Linked DNA regions of Homo sapiens: region 2 is linked to region 1. The links are chromatin loops, found by intact Hi-C in ENCODE. Cell type or tissue: MCF 10A. All regions are shown on one strand. Each heading gives the region's core, and the rest is flanking DNA. Links, peaks and the distances in the headings are about the cores only.

Region 1 (8,335 bases), core at 111-8,110:
ACTTGAATTCCCCCAGGTGTATTTGTCAAAAGTAGGAAAGAATAAGACAAATCAGCCCATGCCTTCAGATTTCTTCTCTTATTCCTGGTTGGTACTTTCAGAATCATTTTAATGTAAGCTGCTTTCTTGACATTTGCATTCCAGCACGTGGCACAGTGCCATGGCTGGTACATCGTCAAGTCTTCAATAAATATTTGTGAAATGAAGGGATGAACTTGCAGAAAGACACAGGCTGTTCTCTTGGATGAACTCATCAGAGTTAAATGTTTCATCTTTGAAGATAACGCGGGGGTTATCAGGCACATCAGAATATACCTGCATTAACACTATTGCCAGCATGAGCAATTCGATAACCTGGCAGGTTGGGAAGATTTCTTGGCACCTACACTGCCCCTGGAAGCCCCCGGATGTCAGCTTGGCCTGGCCCTTGTACCCACCACTTTGCCCTCAGAGGTAGGGTCTGTTCTACTGGGATTCTGTGCTAACTGATCACAGGGAACAGTGGGGAAAATGGCCTCTCCCACCGGCTGCTTCTGGAGAGTCCAAGCCTCCCTCCTCAGTGACCTTGCTGTGCGGCAGGAATGAGAGGCACATCCTGGCTCTGGAGATGTTCTTCTTGGCAGCAAGTCCTCCCCAATGGCAGGAGGGATTACAGAAGTGATTTCAGGTGCCAGTGCCTCCACAGCCCACCCACCCTCTGCTCTAGGCAAGTCAGAGGCACCTGTAGAGCCTCTGTTCTTTGTGTGTGGAAAAGGAATAATCTCGCACCAGCATTATAAGGTTCTCATGGTTTTTAGGGGTGTGGCATATAGTGAGGGCTCCGCTAATGGCAGCAGCTATTAATATTGGTATCATTTATTATTTCCATTACTAGTGGAGACATTGAGCTGATATATGGGTCAATAATGATAGACTAGAGACTTTGTGTGTCTCTTTGGTGGAACATGTGTGGCTTGGATTCACCTTGAATCCCCTGATTCTGGCACTCTGGCCTGAGAGTGTCCTCTGAATGAGTCATGTGGTGCCAGCGGGGTTGTTGAGATAGATAGATGGCCTGCAGGCATTTGGGTTCAAATGCTGTTCTGCTGAATAAGGAATACGATTTGGGGACCAAACACCCTTGGATTTAAATCCCAGACTTGTTTTTCCCTGGTGGTGTGGCCCTAGGGAAGTATTTCTGCTGAGCCTTACTGTCTTCTTGTGTCCAGTAAGGTTAGTAATATTGACCACATTGGCTCTTTGGGAAGAGGATGGAAAATAAAGTGTAAATGGAGCGAGGGAGGGAATTTGTCTCCGAGGCAGCACAGGACAGGAGGTAATGGAAAGACCAAAGTGGTTTTTGGATTAGAGCTGCCTGCAGCCTTTATCTGTCTATGGAGTTGATTTATTATTCTCCCAAATCTTGGAACAAAGTCAAGAAAGGGAGGAAGGAAGGGAGAGAGATGGGTAATAAGAGTATGGAAGAAAATGTAAACATGTAGAGTGCAGACAGCGGCTGCCTGCCCATAGCAAGCCCTCCGCAGAGGGAGAATTAATTGGCTGTTGTCATTTGTATTGTTGTGATTGTTCTTATTGTTGAAAGATGTAGAAGAGAAATCAGGTAGAAAGAATTCAAGCAAAGACAGGGGGTGAGCGAAAGCATGAAGAAATGAACAGAATCTGGGCTGAATTTCTTTAAGGTTATAAAGCACTCTATGCAATCTGAGGCAGGCAGTCCCCAAGCTTCTAGTACCACCCTGCGACTCTACGTGTCAAACAGGAGGAGTTCCTTAAAGGGTGTTTGGTGTGTGCATGTGTGTAGAGGGATGAAGCATGTATACCTCTTTGTATACATCAGACACTGTGCTGGGCACTGCCCTTAAATTATCTCACTTAATTGTCACACAGTCCTATGAAGCAGATGCTGTTATTGTCTCAGTTTTAGAGACAAGAAAACTGAAGCTCAGAGAAAAGAAGTGATGACCAGCCCAAGGTCACATAGCTGCTAAGTGCAGGGACAGCATCAGAACCCAGGCCCGTCTGTGCCCTTAGGTCTCAGAGATTCTACACCTACTACCTAGTATTAGCTCAATCTGACCCTTGGGGAAATTAAGCCCCAGGAAAGCTGTTTCCTTCAGTTGCGCAGCCAACTTGAAGCAATGGTAGACTGAATCCCAGTTCTGACTGCCAGCTCCACAGTCCCTCCCTGGGGCCTCGCACATCATTGGAACTGACAACACAAGAATCTTCCATCTCCTTCCTTCTCTTCCTCCTTTTCTTGGCTGTCATCCAAAACTTTAGGGGAATGCATTATAAACCAACTTGAGAGACAGAGAAAGGCTGTAGGAAGATCCAACTCAAAAACATTTTGGTGTTTGCTTTACCTCCGCCTGAGCGTCCCTGGAGATAAACCCTCCTCACTCTCGCCCACCATTGCTCTGCTATGTCAATTTCAGCAGCCGGACTCTGGGGCTGACATGCATTGCCCCTTCTCAACCCAGACACCACTTCCTTCAGGGAAGGCTCCACATAATGGTGAAGTGCACAGACTCAGAAGCCGGGCAGTGCTGTTCAGAACCTGGTTCTGCCTTTCTCGGGCGTGTGGCCTTGGATAAGTCATCTACTCTCTATGAGCCTCAGATCCTTCGTCTGCAAAACAGAGCTAATGCCTCCCTTCTTGGGTTGCTGTGGGGCTTAATTGAGAAGGTATATGTGAAATGCCTGCTCCATAATAGACACCCGTTTGAGAATTAACGTTTGGGTTGTTACAGTGTGAGCCCATGGGTCTCAGGCAACAGACTTGATAAATACAGGTTCCTCTGCAACCACAATCCTAGTCCTTAGCACAAGCATGACACTGCCTGGCATGTGCTATCCCTCCCATATCCATCAGCCATGGCAGACACAGATCCCTCATTATGAGACTTTTTTATTCTGAGCTAGAATGTGACCTCAGAATCTTTCTTAACACAATGCTTCAAGCAGTCACTACCAGTTGAACATAGTTGACATGGAAGATAGATGAAGTTTATTTGCATTCTAGTTCTCACCAAGTCCATGTTCACTGCTCCATCTGCTCAGTGCAGGCTGTCTCTCTGCTCTGTCTCCCACCTGCTTTTGTGAGTGTATGTTTCTATGTTTGTGTATATGTGTGTTTAAACTCCTCTTCCAGAGTGAAAGACCATTTCAGTCTTTTGTGTGCTGATTTGTAGAAATCATTGAACTTTCAGAATCCCATTTGCAATGTCATGTCTGTGGCTGGGGATCTCCAAGTAACATCAGCTTACGTCTGGGAAGGACAAGGGGAATCAAAGTTAGAAGTCAGGAGAGCAAAATCCACACACAGCATGCACCATCGGCCACCTTTAGGAGTGACACAAGAGATGGTGTTTGAATATAAATTTGAAGTCTTTCCAAAGATTTAACACTCCTTTGGCTGACAACCATAATCTCAAGGAGGTAGGCCTAGGCTAGAGCAATTATACTTTAGGGTAACCCTAGCTGCTATAACAAATAAACCCCAATATTGCAGTAGGCTGAAACATAGAATTGTTTTTATCATTCATATAACTTCTTGATGGGCCAGTAGCCTTCTTCCATGTAGTCACTCAGGGACCTAGCCTCCTTCCATCTTGTTGCTCCCCCAACCCTAAGGCATCCTCTACATCTAGGTGAAAGGGGAGCAGAAAATGTGGTCTCTGGCCCAGGAACAACTCTAGTCTTGGAGAAGCACATGATATAGTATGGAGATCACAGCCAGGCCTGCCACCGGCAGCAATTCAGGGCTGGGCACCAGATCAGCTGGGTGGAGTCCCAGCTGGCCAAGGAGTCTGAGCCCAGGTACTATGTGGTCATCTTGGGCATGGAACAGGGCAGCTCAAGGACCAGAGGTCAGCTGGCAGGGTCCGCACCAAGCCTATCCAGGGAAGCCCTGCCCTGATCATGGACAAGGCCTGTGTAATCCTGATGTCAGCTGCTTCCCTCCCGAGGACAGCCTGCAGCAGATGGTCAGAGCCTGTTGCCATTAAACATTTGAGTGGTTCCACCAGCATCCCGATGAGTCTGGGTTCACCAAGAAACATTATTGTAATGTGCTCCCCAGGCAGCTCTGCCTCAGGGAGAGACAATGCCAGGCATGACAACTTCAGCATTCTTGTTCTGCATGGCAGTTGCATTTCTCATTGTGGTTTATATGTTGGTCACATGATCTGAGCTAATGGGAGTATTCGCCTGACAGATGAGTCCCTTTTGCTGGGTGTGCCAGCAAAATCAGGCTTCCAAGCCCCCAAGGCTCACTGCCAGAGGCTGGGGAATTCGCCAAGGTAAATGCCACCTTGTGAGGTCTTTGGGACACAGCCAGCAGCCTCCCCAGGGCACCATTCCTGTCTCAGCATGAGGCTTCTCTGGCCAGCCCAATGGCATTTGGGAGCCACATCCACACCCCACGGGTCTGGGTCTGTTTCCAGCTGCACTGGGACATTCTGGCAGATTCTCCCTGATCTCTGTAAGGAAGAGTACAGCAGGAAGGAGAGGAAGCAGAAAAAAATTCCAATGCTTAGAGTTTTCCCTCTAAAGAGGACCTCCTGAGCCACTTCTGAACAGGACTTGGAACAAAGGAATCTTGGCGCTTTGATGATCGTGTCTGCAGCAGTTGTTGAAATGAGTCTGACACTCGCCAGTGCCTTAGTAGGAATTATAATTACATCAGGAGACCCCAGGCAACCAAGTAAACTGATTAGCTACTGCTCCGAGTTGATAGATTTTTTTCTCTCTAGGTCATAAATAGGGCTGTGGGAGATGGTGGAAGCATGCTGGTGGGAACAGGTCGAGATGGGCTGTACATTCAGGAAGCCCAACCAAGTGGTGTGGGCAGCTCCCCCTGCCCCACCCTGCCACCGGAAGAGACAGTCTGACAGGTGCCCAAGGTAGAGTTCAGTTCCCTCGGCCAGGGACTGCACTCCTGATCTTGCGTGCTGCAGAGAGCTGTCCTCAGAGCAGGCTGAGGGTGGCTGAACTGCTAGGCGATGCTCTGGGAAGCCCTCCGCCAGGAAAGCCGATGCTTTCTGCCAGGCATAATTATTGCATGGATAATTACACGATTCAGAGCCTGCTGGAGAATCCTGGGCTGGTGCCAGAGTAGAAAGGCAGGGTTCCGGAACTGCAGCCAGTGGCTGATTCTCAGAGTCGACTTTGAAAGAAGAGGGTAATCATTCCTCCTCCTAAGACTCCTACCTGGCTGGGCCAGGACATGGCAAACGTAAAGCTAAGGGAGGCGGGGAGTTGATGAGTTCTCTCCTCCACCCACTCCCTTACAGGAGGGGGTCCCCAGAGTTCTGACCTAATCCCTCTTCTTTACTCCCTGCACGTGTCACCTCCCTGGGACAATCCACCCCTGCCCATTAGCACATATATGCGGATGACACCAAGTGTCTTTCCAGCCAGGCATCTGCAAATGCATGCTGGGCATCTCCCTCACGTGTCTCCTCCAGCCCATTGCACTCCAGCCTGAGCCATTCTCCTCCTACCCCAGTCTGCCTCTCAGTCCATATTCTCTTCCCAGCCAGACATACCTAACCTCCCAGACCTCCACTAGGAACCCAGGAGTCCTAACCTGCTAGTCCTTTCCCACTCCCTGTGCACCATCCGAAGCCAGGTCATGTCAGTTCTACAGCAGATGTGTCTTGGCTCCTGCCTGTTCTCCCAGCACCACCCCCCAGTCCTCCGGCACAGCCCAGGTCTGGGCTCCATGGTCTGCCCTGGCTTTCTTGTGGTGGCCTCCTCCCTGGCCTCCCCACCCTCATCCCCTGGGGACCAGCCTCCCACTGCCTCCAGATCCAATGTCTTCCAGTAAATCTGTCTACACATTCCCAAGGTTGGAGTCCTTCCATGGTTTCCTTCACTCTCAGCACCAACTTGGCCCCTTCTGACTGTCCTGAAGACCCTTCCCAAGCTGCCAACGCTCCAGCACTGCATCCCCTGCCCTGCTTGTGACACCCAACCCTATCAGATGCCACATGCACTTCTCCCAGTTGTCCAATGTGGCTTTGCCAAGCCTGAGCATACATGTGTGGAAGGGAGGAATGCAAGGGTGAATGTTCTGGACTCTGGAGCTACACTGTGTGGGTTTCAATCTTAGCTCTGTCACTTGCTAGCTGTGTGACCCAGGACAAGTCACTTGGCCCCTCTGTTATTCTTTCTTCCCATCTATAATGTAGAAATAATAGTAATAACAGAACCCATCCATGGGGTTGTTGGGAGGATTCAATGACATATTCATGTAAAAGACTCAGAGCATGACCAGTGCACAGTGGCCATCTTATCAAGTGCCTGCTGCCTGTCCCAAGATGGAAACACAAAATGTGAAATCCAAGTGTGGGTGGTGGAGGGGTGGTATGGGGCGGGGCGGGAATTCAGTTTAAACTAGTTCATGCCTTCATTTTACAGAGGGAGAAACAGGTCCTGAGAGAGGAGGGACCTTACCCATGGCCACCCCAGGACCCAGCCCAGTGTTCTTGGTTCTGAGGCCCGGCTGCCCTGGCATGGAGCAGACAGCTCCCTCTGGGTGGTCAAGTTCCCTGAGTTCTTTGAGGGCTGACTAGTGGTGAGAGGGATTCCTCCCCACCAAACCCCTGACTCTGAGAAGTGGGTTGGAGCAGGAGAAGAAAAGTGTGCAACTCAGCTCAGCTTTCCAGGGTAAACCGATGAGAGGACATTTGACGGTGGCAGCGTTAGGAGGGGACTTCTGCACAAGGCCGGGGAAACTTTGCCTAAGATTTAGGCCCTGGGCTCAGCCTGATGCACCCCATTTACTGGGTGCCTGCTCTGAGACCAGGATACGTGGAAAGAACCCACGCCTGGGAGCCAGCTGTCCTGGGCTTTGGAAATAGCTGTGTCCGTAGGTGAGACCTTGTCTCTGCAGGCCTCTAGCAGAGGGGCTAAGAGCATGCGCTCTGCAGGCTGCCTGGGTCCTCACCCCTACTCCCGCACTTAGTAGCCCTTGGTGACTTAACCTTCCTGAGCCTCAGTTTTCTCTTCTGTAAATGGAAGATCATAATGATACCTGCCCCATAGAGTTGTGTGGATAAGCGATAGAATCTGCATTAAAGCATTTAGGTAGTGCCTGAGATTTAGCAAAGGCTCAATCAACATTTAAAAATGGCAAGAACCAAGCACTATCATGCAGGTAGGGCACCCATCTTTGTGCATAATCCCTTTGCCTTCCCTCCCTAGAATGCAGAGGAAGGAAGACCTCTGTGAGAACCCTACATACATCTTTGCCAATTGGCAGTTTTTCCTCTAGTTAATTTGGGAGCCTGTGACCTTTACCGCCGTGTGATTCTCTGACTCAGACTGCAGTGTTGCAGTGCCAGCCAAACATGGTGACAAGCCCCTTCCCAGGCAACTGAGGACAGGCAGGAGTGTTCTGGAATCTTCTCCTGGAGTGGGAGTAAGGGTGGGCAGAGCCATGTGATGCTGCACTGTCCACCTGGTTGAAGGAAGTAATTCCAGACTCTGTCTCTGACATCTCTATTAGCCAAGGGTGAGGGTGTTAGTTCGGGTCATGTTAGCTGCGCCTCCCACCCTGCATCCTGGGCCCAGAAACCACACCCCTGTGCAGGGCTTCTGTGTCAGAGTCACCAGGGAAATGGGCTGCTGAGGATGCCAGCACCAACCAGGCTGCTGTCCTGGGGCGACATGTCTGCCATCTTACAACCTCCCTTCCAATATTCACCATGTGCCAGCTCCAGCTCAGTCACTGAGCCTCACATCGCTGGACCCCACTGTGTGCTCAGGGTCATCAGGCACTTTCGCCTGTGGCTGGGATTGAGACCTGGCTCCTCCACCTTGCACTTGTGTGACCTGGCCATGCTCATGTCACCCTCCTGGGCACCCCAATACCCTCATTTGTAAAGTTCAACCTACATGCTGTGACTGTGAAGTGAGAAAGCAGTCAGCAGTGCTTAGAACAGTGCCTGGCTCCTACTACACACTCAATAATGCCAGCTATGTTGTCAATATCAACTCTACGCAGTAGCCCATTTCTGTAGATGAAGAAAGGGAGGCTACAGGAAGGGAAGGCATGTGCCTGGGGTGGATTCGAACTCAGGCCTGTCGGGTTCCAGTCTGGGCTTTTCTGCTCTTTCCAGGCCATATTGGAACTGCCATTAGAGGGACTCATTCATTCCCATACATGTCAAATATGCACTGCACCCAGATTACATCCATCTTTAATTGAAGACCTATCCTTCTGGGCTTTGGAGATTTGCTGGACTTGGGGAGTCACCAATACAACTCAGGTAGTGACATCTGGGAGGAGAAGACTGAGGTGTCATCAGCTGCTTCTTATCCCCCTGCC
Region 2 (8,335 bases), core at 203-8,202, 70 kb before region 1:
GCCTATTGATATTGTTGAATGAGTGGATGGATTGAACTCTCTTAGGCCAGAGTGATCCCCCACTATCACTGCCTGGCAGCATGGAGCAGCTTCAGTTTTTGGACTCAGGGCAATTGCCCTGTTCCAGGAAACCCCAAAATAGAGTTGCCTCATTTCACTTCTACCAGCATGTCTTGTACATCTGCTGTACGCCAGGCCCCGTGTCCTCTTACGCCCACATCCCAGATCCTGCAGGTAGAAGTGCTCACATTGCTGTGCTCCCTTTTCTCTGACCAGCCATGGAGGCCCTGGGGGCTTGGAGGAGTGGCTGCTTACTCCCTGGGGGAAGTGTGGGCTGCAAGCCCCTTGAGTGGGCAGGTTGCCATGGTGATGCTAATGGAGAGACTTGCCTGAGGAATACTGACCACCAAAAGGAACAATTACCAGAGAAGGCCCATTTCTTTAGCAATTTTCAAGAATGGGCAAGATAAAAAGCCACAAGTGAAAAGGCATTGCAAACAAATAATAGTGTATGAGCTGGTCTGGACCCAACAAGGCCTGTTTCCCACCCCTCTTTCCCTCTGGTTGTAGTGAATAAAGCCATACTTTTCAGTGATTTATAACTGTTCAAAAATGACTCGTTTCCATATCTTCTTTCATCTACCCAGCACCCATTATGTACCAAATGCCTAACAGACACTTAAAATATACTCTATAATTATGAAAACAACCCTACAAGGTAATTGTTCCCGTATTACAGATGAGAACACTGAGGCTCAGGGAGTGTAAGGGACCCGTCTAGGGCTACGCAGCTGGGAAGCACATGCAGCACTCTACTTCATGCTTAATTCAAGGAAGCGAATTCTCCTTGTGGGTTAACATCATCACAGTGGCAATTCCAGTGCCTCCATAAGAAAGTGTCCTTGGAAATGAGACACTAGCCCTCTCCTGTCTCATCTGCACAATATCCTATTGCCATCTATTTAGAAGAGAGGTAGTGAGTTGGTTCATTCATTCATTCTCCATTTGTTCATTCATACACATTTATTACACTCAAACTTCTAGGGCAAAACCAGCAAGCCCCGTACTGGACACTTCAGACTCAAAGATAGCAACTTGCTAAGTTACAGGAGCTTCCTCATAATTGCTGAGCTTCTAAGCTCTTTGTCCCAACTCCTGAAAAGTAGCCCTCAACTTCCAAACTGTGCTTCGGGCACTGACATTCCCTGAGCTCCACACACCCTTGGACCACAGTTTTCTGAGGCCCAGATGAGCACAATGTGCAGGGCAGAGCCTGGCACTTCCAGGGCTCCAAGGAGTCCAGAGGAAAATCGGGCAGGTCCTGAATCAGGCTGCTGTAGGTTGAACTCCTGCCCCACTTAGCAGCTGGATGATGTGCAAATTGCTCAGCCTCTCTGTGCTTCAGTTTCCTCACCTATAACCTAGGGCTAAAAATTAGAAGCACCTACTCCATACAGCTATTGTGCTGATACAATACAATAATCCACATAAGGAACTTAGAACAGAACAGTGCCGGCGGTGTATGTTAAATGCTGAGTGGACACCAGTTGGGATTAGAAGTAGCAGCATTGCCAGGTACTCCTGAGCAATGGGTCAGCTAATTCCACTCTACCCTCAGACCCCACCCTCCTTTGCAGTTCCTTCTCCTGCTTTGATAACTAGAAGCAGTCATATAGGGCCTGGGGTCTCTACTTGTAGGAGTTCAGTCAGGGTGGTAGGAAAAATTATAAAAATTATAGAAAGACTCAAACCTTCTTGGAAGGCCGGGAGGTTTTGCAAAAGTTTTGGGAAAGGATTTGGCTGAAGGCAGCTGAATTTTCTCAGAGTAAATAACAAGGAAGTGTAAGGGAATTAATCTAGATAAGTTAGTTTACTTAGGCCTTGAAACATGGCCTTTAATCATCCATGCTCAGGACTGCTCTCTTGGGGGAAAGGATCGCCCGACCCCCCACCCCACCCTCACCCCACCCCCTGCCACCATGTTAATTACCCACAAGTGTGTTGACTCAAAGCCTTTGTCATTAAATCTGTACTGAATATATGCCCACAGCACCAGCTTGTCAAGGCTGCAGCTGCTGACTCTTTACAGCACCCTCCTCGGTGCCTGTGAGTGGCCCAGTCCCTTAGCCGTGCAGCCAGGCAAAAAATCTGTGTCTGCATACATTTTTTCATCCATCACTCAGCCAGGGTCTGCGGGTTGGACCCCGCATCTACTCACAAATCAAGATGTTCAGTTCCGCCACCCACCCCTGTCTGTCTTCCTTTCTCACAGTCACTCTGTAGGTGTATCCTGAAAATGTAAATCAGACCACAGCATTCCCTAGCTGAAAACCCTTCCGTGGCTCCCTATTACTCACCATAGGCTAAATTCCGCCCAGACTCCTCTGAAGGGCTTGCAAGGCCTCCTGTGTTCTAGCTCCTGCCTGCTATCCACCCACACCCCTCATTCCTGCCCCTGTAAACCCCTTGTAGCTCTCACATCTCAAGAATTAAAGATTTGACCCAGTTGCTCCGACCACCTCCGCCCCGATCCCCAGAAACAGTTTCCCCCTTCTCTTTCTCTGGCCAACTTCTATCGGTTTTCAGAATGTCTCCCCTGGCCACGCAGGATCCCTTCCATTTTGAGGCTGATAAAATCCTGCGGATCGCAAGCTGAGCGCTCATCACACCCCATCGTGATTATCTCCCCTGCAAGGCCAGGGGCTTTGAGAGGGTGGGACTGTGGCTGACACGTTCAGTGCTCCAGTCCCATCACCTGACACTTGCCATAGAGAAGGTGCTTAGTATTTAGAAGAGTGTGTGCGATTACCGAGAGCATGGATATGAAGAAGGGGATCACAACCTTGAAAAAGTTTGTTGCTGAGAAAGAGGCAAGCAGCCCCAACTGACGGGAGCTGGCCTGGTCCTCACAGTTTGTCTCCTGTTGAACAATTTCACAGAACATTGACATCAGACAAGGCTATTCTGACTGTGTTGGAGCAAGACAAAATCGAGAGCACTTCGTAGTCATGTCTAAACGCAGATAAAACAAGAACATTGTCTAAACCACAAAAATGACCAGACATCCCGCTTTTTTGGGCTAATGGGAGTAACTGTTTACCAATGTTTATAATGTTGGCCCTGCACTAGTCCTTCTACCTTATAGATAAGATTATAGGTACCCAATTATAGAATGATTCCTACTGCCTGATGGCATCCAATTGAACCCTCCCTAGTCACTTAACACAAGCCCCCATCCTTTTGTAAGTTCTTCGTAACACCCTCTCACAAAGACCCCTCACTGTTCCCCACAGTGCACAATCTCCTTGCTGCAATGAGCCAATAAACCCAGCTCCGTTCAACTGCAGGTGTGTTCCTGGTCTTTGGCTAAAGGGCATTGACACCACCCATTTCCCAGAAACCTGAACTTGCAAAAAAAAAAAAATACCTAATTAAACAATTTCTGCAAGCTAATTGATAGTGAGAAATGTATTTCTGATAGGGAGCATCAGCTGGAGTAGACAACTTTGTACATACTATATGTTTTCCGGACAGTTGCTTCAGCTTCTCCTGCATTGTGTGTGTGTGTGTGTGTGTGTGTGTGTGTGTGTGTGTGTGTGTGTTTGCAGGGGGAAGATGCAAGCTTTGCTGTCCTGGGTGTCCGTGACTGGGCATGTCTCATCTGGAAAGAGATCAGCTAATATTCCTTGAGAAAAAGAATGTTATCACTGGATGATTACATCTGCTTCCAGAGAGGTAAGAGCATGCAGCATGGAGCAGACACTCTCTATCCCAGGAGCTGCCCTGCCCAGGCCTGGGCTGGTGGCTATTGTCATGGAGTGGTAACTGTAAGGCCATCCTCATAAGTCCTGCTGATATCACTCCAATCCATGGACACCCCTGTGACTCCGTCTCCATTCCTCAGGCCTGCTTCCCATGGAAAGACCCAGAGGGAAACGTGGTTGGTGGCATTGGGGACTGAGAACAGAACAAAATTCAGGCTTTGAGTGTGGATTAGAGACGCACTGTGTGGTGCTTGCATCACCTCTGACAGTGGTTGGGTAATGGGCTGAATCACCCAATGGAGACAGAATGCCAACAGATGTTAGTTGAGGAGGATGATTAATCTCCTTCTTCGAAAACTCAGAGAATCTTTATTGGCAACGTTGAAGTCAAGATAGGGCTTCTCCTTAGCAACCGGAAAGCGCCTAGTGTGCATGGCTACAGAATTCAATATGAAACTCAGATGATGAAGGTAGCCATGGGCACCTCTGATTGCCCATTGTAAATTTCTGCCTGGAATGAGGGCTGGGGCCTCATAAATGTCAACAAAAGCTGGTGATGGGTCCAGAGAGGGATGTTAGGCCAGCCTTGATGGATGAGGAAGTTTCATTTAGGGGCTCCTGTCACTTCCCATCTTCAGGCCAAGCTGACATCCATGGCTGTAAAATTGTCACCCTTCTCCTTTGCCTCTCAGGAAAGCAAAACTTCTTTACGACACTTTTAATCAAATCTGTCTTTTGCCACTTCTCTCCCCACCCTGCTCCCTCTGCCTTTATCCTGACAAAGAAGCGAACTGTTACTCTCTGTCAGTTATTTGTCTGAGTAATTTCTTGATGAAATTGCAACTATAATTGAATTTTCTGAAAACCAGGAATTCAAATGAGGCGACAACAGAGGAAACAGCGTGATTAAGGAATTGTTATTCACTCGTTGTACATCATTACCACCCAGAATTCATCGCTGGATCGTTCACAGATGGAGTTGCTGAACTATGATTATATTTTAGAAAATGAAGGGGGAAAAATCTAAAAAGGCAATAAAACATATTAGAAGCCTTCTTGAGGAACAGGATTATTACTGATTAAGTATATTTTGCATGAAAAATGTGCTAGCACTTTGGCAGTTTAAATTATACGTCCGTGCAGTCAACATTTTTGCTGGTCTCAAAATTCTTTGTTAGTTTGGTCTTCTAATCACATTCCTCTTCACCCTCCAAATTGACGACTTGAAAGAACATTAGAAATGATCATTCCTGAAGGAGCATTTGCTCTCAAAATGCATTTACGCTCAGCAGCCATTAAAAGGATATCATCCAGTCACTTAGTTTCTCAATTTAACTTTAAAGGAAAGTTGCCTTATTAGAGAAGTGGCCTCTATTTCAATGTAATGGTCTTTGTCACATCTTCCAATGTGCTGGCTTAGTGCTGAAGGATGGGGAAAGGCAGTTTTCACATATTGCAGCCACCATACCACCAAAGAAAACAGGTGCACTTCCAGGCATCATTTAGCGGGGTACCACATTCCTGGTTCCAGTTTCCTTTTTAGAAAATCTGAAAGTAACTTTGGGGCATATCTTTTAAGGAGTACTCCAACACGACTAGTGGACAGACCCTAAATTAATTGCCAATCAGCTCTGCCTTCTGGTATTTACACCTTTATGTAATAACCTCCACTTGAAGGTAGATGAGATCTGTGACTTGCTTCTAACCAGTGGAATATGGCGGAGGTGGTGGGACGTTACTCCTGTGATTACATTACATCATGTGGCTCCTTTATGATGGAAGATTCATGCTAGAGATTCTCCTTGCTGACTTGACAAAGTATGTAACCATGATGAAGACTTCCACGTGGCAAGGAGCTGTGGGAAGCCCAGGTGCTGAGACTGGCATCCAGCAAACACCCAGCAAGAAACAGACGTCCTTGGTTCTACACATACAGGAAATGAATTCTGCCAACATCCTGAGTAAGGCTGGAACTAGATTCTCCCCAAGTTGAGCCTGACAAGTAAAATACAGACCAGCCAACACCTTGATTGCAGTCTTGTGAGACCTGGGGAAAAGGACACAGCTGAACCGTGTCCATTCTTCTGACCCACAGAAACTGTCACATCATAAAGGTATGTTAGTTGTTACACAGTTTAGAAAACTATTACAGCTGCTCAAGAAGGTTAGCTAGCTCCAGATTTCAATCCATTCACAGGAAAGCAAGCTTTATTCCTAGAAGAATAATTCATGCTTTGCAAAAAGAGGAAAACGTCCTGCAGTTTTAGAAGGTCTTTTCTTTCTCAACACACCCAAATTTCTTTAAAATCCTCAAGAAGTGCATTTGTTTTCATGGTTGACTCGAAGAAGTGAGTATAATTAACTCACAAAAGGTGGGAGGAAGGGACAAATTAAATTTTGGTATGCATACAGGTAGCTTCTTCCAAGTGATAATGAGCAATGTGAAACAAAGAGATTGGCATTAAATGTAATGAAGGACTAGAGGAGTGTACCTAAACCTGAAACAAATTCCAAGAAGTGGCCTTGACCTAAAATGTTTGCATCCTGCCAGAGACCCTTACTTATAAGTCAGGAGATACCTGATGCCCAGGAGAACTGGTTTTTGTACTCTGTCTTACACAGACTAAGAATTAAGAATGCAGGTGAGAAGTTTAGAAAACTTCCTGATGATCATATGAAAAGACATTAAACTTTACCTGGTAAAACTATGAAATGTTGCCTGTAGATTTCTAAGAAAAATGAGTAGGAAGTTGGAAATATTTCAGAATTAAGAATGTTTTTATATAATTAGAACTCTTTAAGCTATGTAATTCTGAAATCTGTGTGACAGACTTCTGTGTAAACATAAAGAACTAGTTATTTTTACAGATTATCTAGTCTGTGTATTCATTTGATGTTTCTATTACTTTTACCCTCACTACAAAGTTCAATGAAGGTTAAAAAAATATTGTTCTTAAAAAAAGAAGAGATAAACCTGGAGTAGCTATTTCAATGTTAGACAAAATGGATTTTAAAACAAAAATGTTAATACAGATAGAAAGGGACATTTTATAATAATAAAAGTATCAAAATATCAGGAAGATACCACAATTATAAACAAATATGCTCCTAAAAATAGAATCTCAAAATACATAAAACAAAAACTGACAAAGTTGAAGGGATAAATAAATAGGCAGCTCAGCAATATTTAGAAACTTCAATACCTCACTTTCAATAATGGATAGAACAACTAGACATAAGATCAACAAGAAAATAGAATATTTTAACAAAGCTATACACCAACTAGGCCTAATGGATATCTATAGAATAATCCACCCAACAACAGAAGTCTTCCTCCTCCTACTTCTCCTCCTCCTCCCCTTCCCCTTCCCCTTCCCCTTCTTCTTCTTCCTTCTTCTCTTTCTCCTTCTCCTTCTTCTTCTTCTTCAACAGGATCTTACTCTGTTGCCCAGGCTAGAGTGCAGTGGTGTGATCATGGCTCACTGCAGCCTCAACTTCCCAGGCTCAGGTGATACATGGGCCTCAGCTTCCCAAAGTGCTGGGATTATAGGCACAAGCCACATGCCTGGCCCACATATTCTTCTTAAGTACACATCAAACATTCTGTAGAATAGACCATATGCTAGGCCACAAAACAAGCTTCGATAATTTAAAAGGACTGAAATTATACACAATCTGTTCCTTGGCCACAAAGAATAAAATTAGAAAGAACTTTTGGAAACTCACAACTATATAGAAATTAACATACCCATAAGTAACCAATTGGTTGAAGAAGAAATCACAAAATAAATGAGAAAATACTTTGAGATGAATGAAAATTAAGACACAACATATAAAAATTTATGCAATATAGCTAAAGCAATGCTTAGAGGGAAATTTATAGCTCCACATACCTACATTAAAAATGGAGAAAGTTACACTGTTGGTGGGACTGTAAATTAGTTCAACCACTGTGGAAGACAATATGGCGATTCCTCAAGGATCTAGAACCAGAAATACCATTTGACCCAGCAATCCCATTACTGGGTATACACCCAAAGGATTATAAATCATTCTACTATAAAGACACATGCATACATATATTTATTGAGGCACTATTTCCAATGGCAAAGACTTGGAACCAACCCAAATGCCCATCAATGATAGACTGGACAAAGAAAATGTGGCACATATACACCATGGAATACTATGCAGCCATAAAAAAGAATGAGTTTATGTCCTTTGCAGGGACATAGATGAAGCTGGAAGCCATCATTCTCAGCAAACTGACACAGGAACAGATAAACAAACACCACATATTCTCACTCATAAGTGGGAGTTGAACAATGAGTACACATGGACACAGGGAGGGGAACATCACACACCGGGGCCTGTCGGAGGGTGGGGGGCAAGTGGAGGGAGAGCATTAGGACAAATACCTCATGCATATGGGGTTTAAAACCTAGATGACAGGTTGATAGGTGCAGCAAACCACCATGGCACATGTATACCTGTGTAACAAACCTGCACATTCTGCACATGTATCCCCAAACTTAGAGTAAAATTTTTTTAAAAAAAGAAAAAACATCTCA

What was found. A loop is a pair of places that touch in the nucleus more often than their neighbours do. Peaks named below come from ENCODE experiments on the same cell type or tissue, not always from the same donor. Only the 100,000 strongest peaks of a DNase experiment are listed, where the experiment ranks them.
Region 2: it touches region 1 in a loop (5-fold over the local background); 3 of 110 quality-filtered maps call a loop at or near these places.

What each region holds. Positions count from the first base shown.
Region 1 is chr5:170,518,314-170,526,648 of GRCh38, forward strand. All of the region lies in intron 1 of KCNIP1 (potassium voltage-gated channel interacting protein 1), which reads left to right. Among named protein-coding and RNA genes, the nearest start is that of KCNIP1, 18 kb to the left of the region's middle. In MCF 10A, for the core only: no CTCF peak of the experiment used is centred there; a DNase peak (open chromatin) is centred at 4,178.
Region 2 is chr5:170,448,169-170,456,503 of GRCh38, forward strand. It overlaps a transcript of KCNIP1 not described here. Among named protein-coding and RNA genes, the nearest start is that of KCNIP1, 52 kb to the right of the region's middle. In MCF 10A, for the core only: no CTCF peak of the experiment used is centred there; a DNase peak (open chromatin) is centred at 4,053.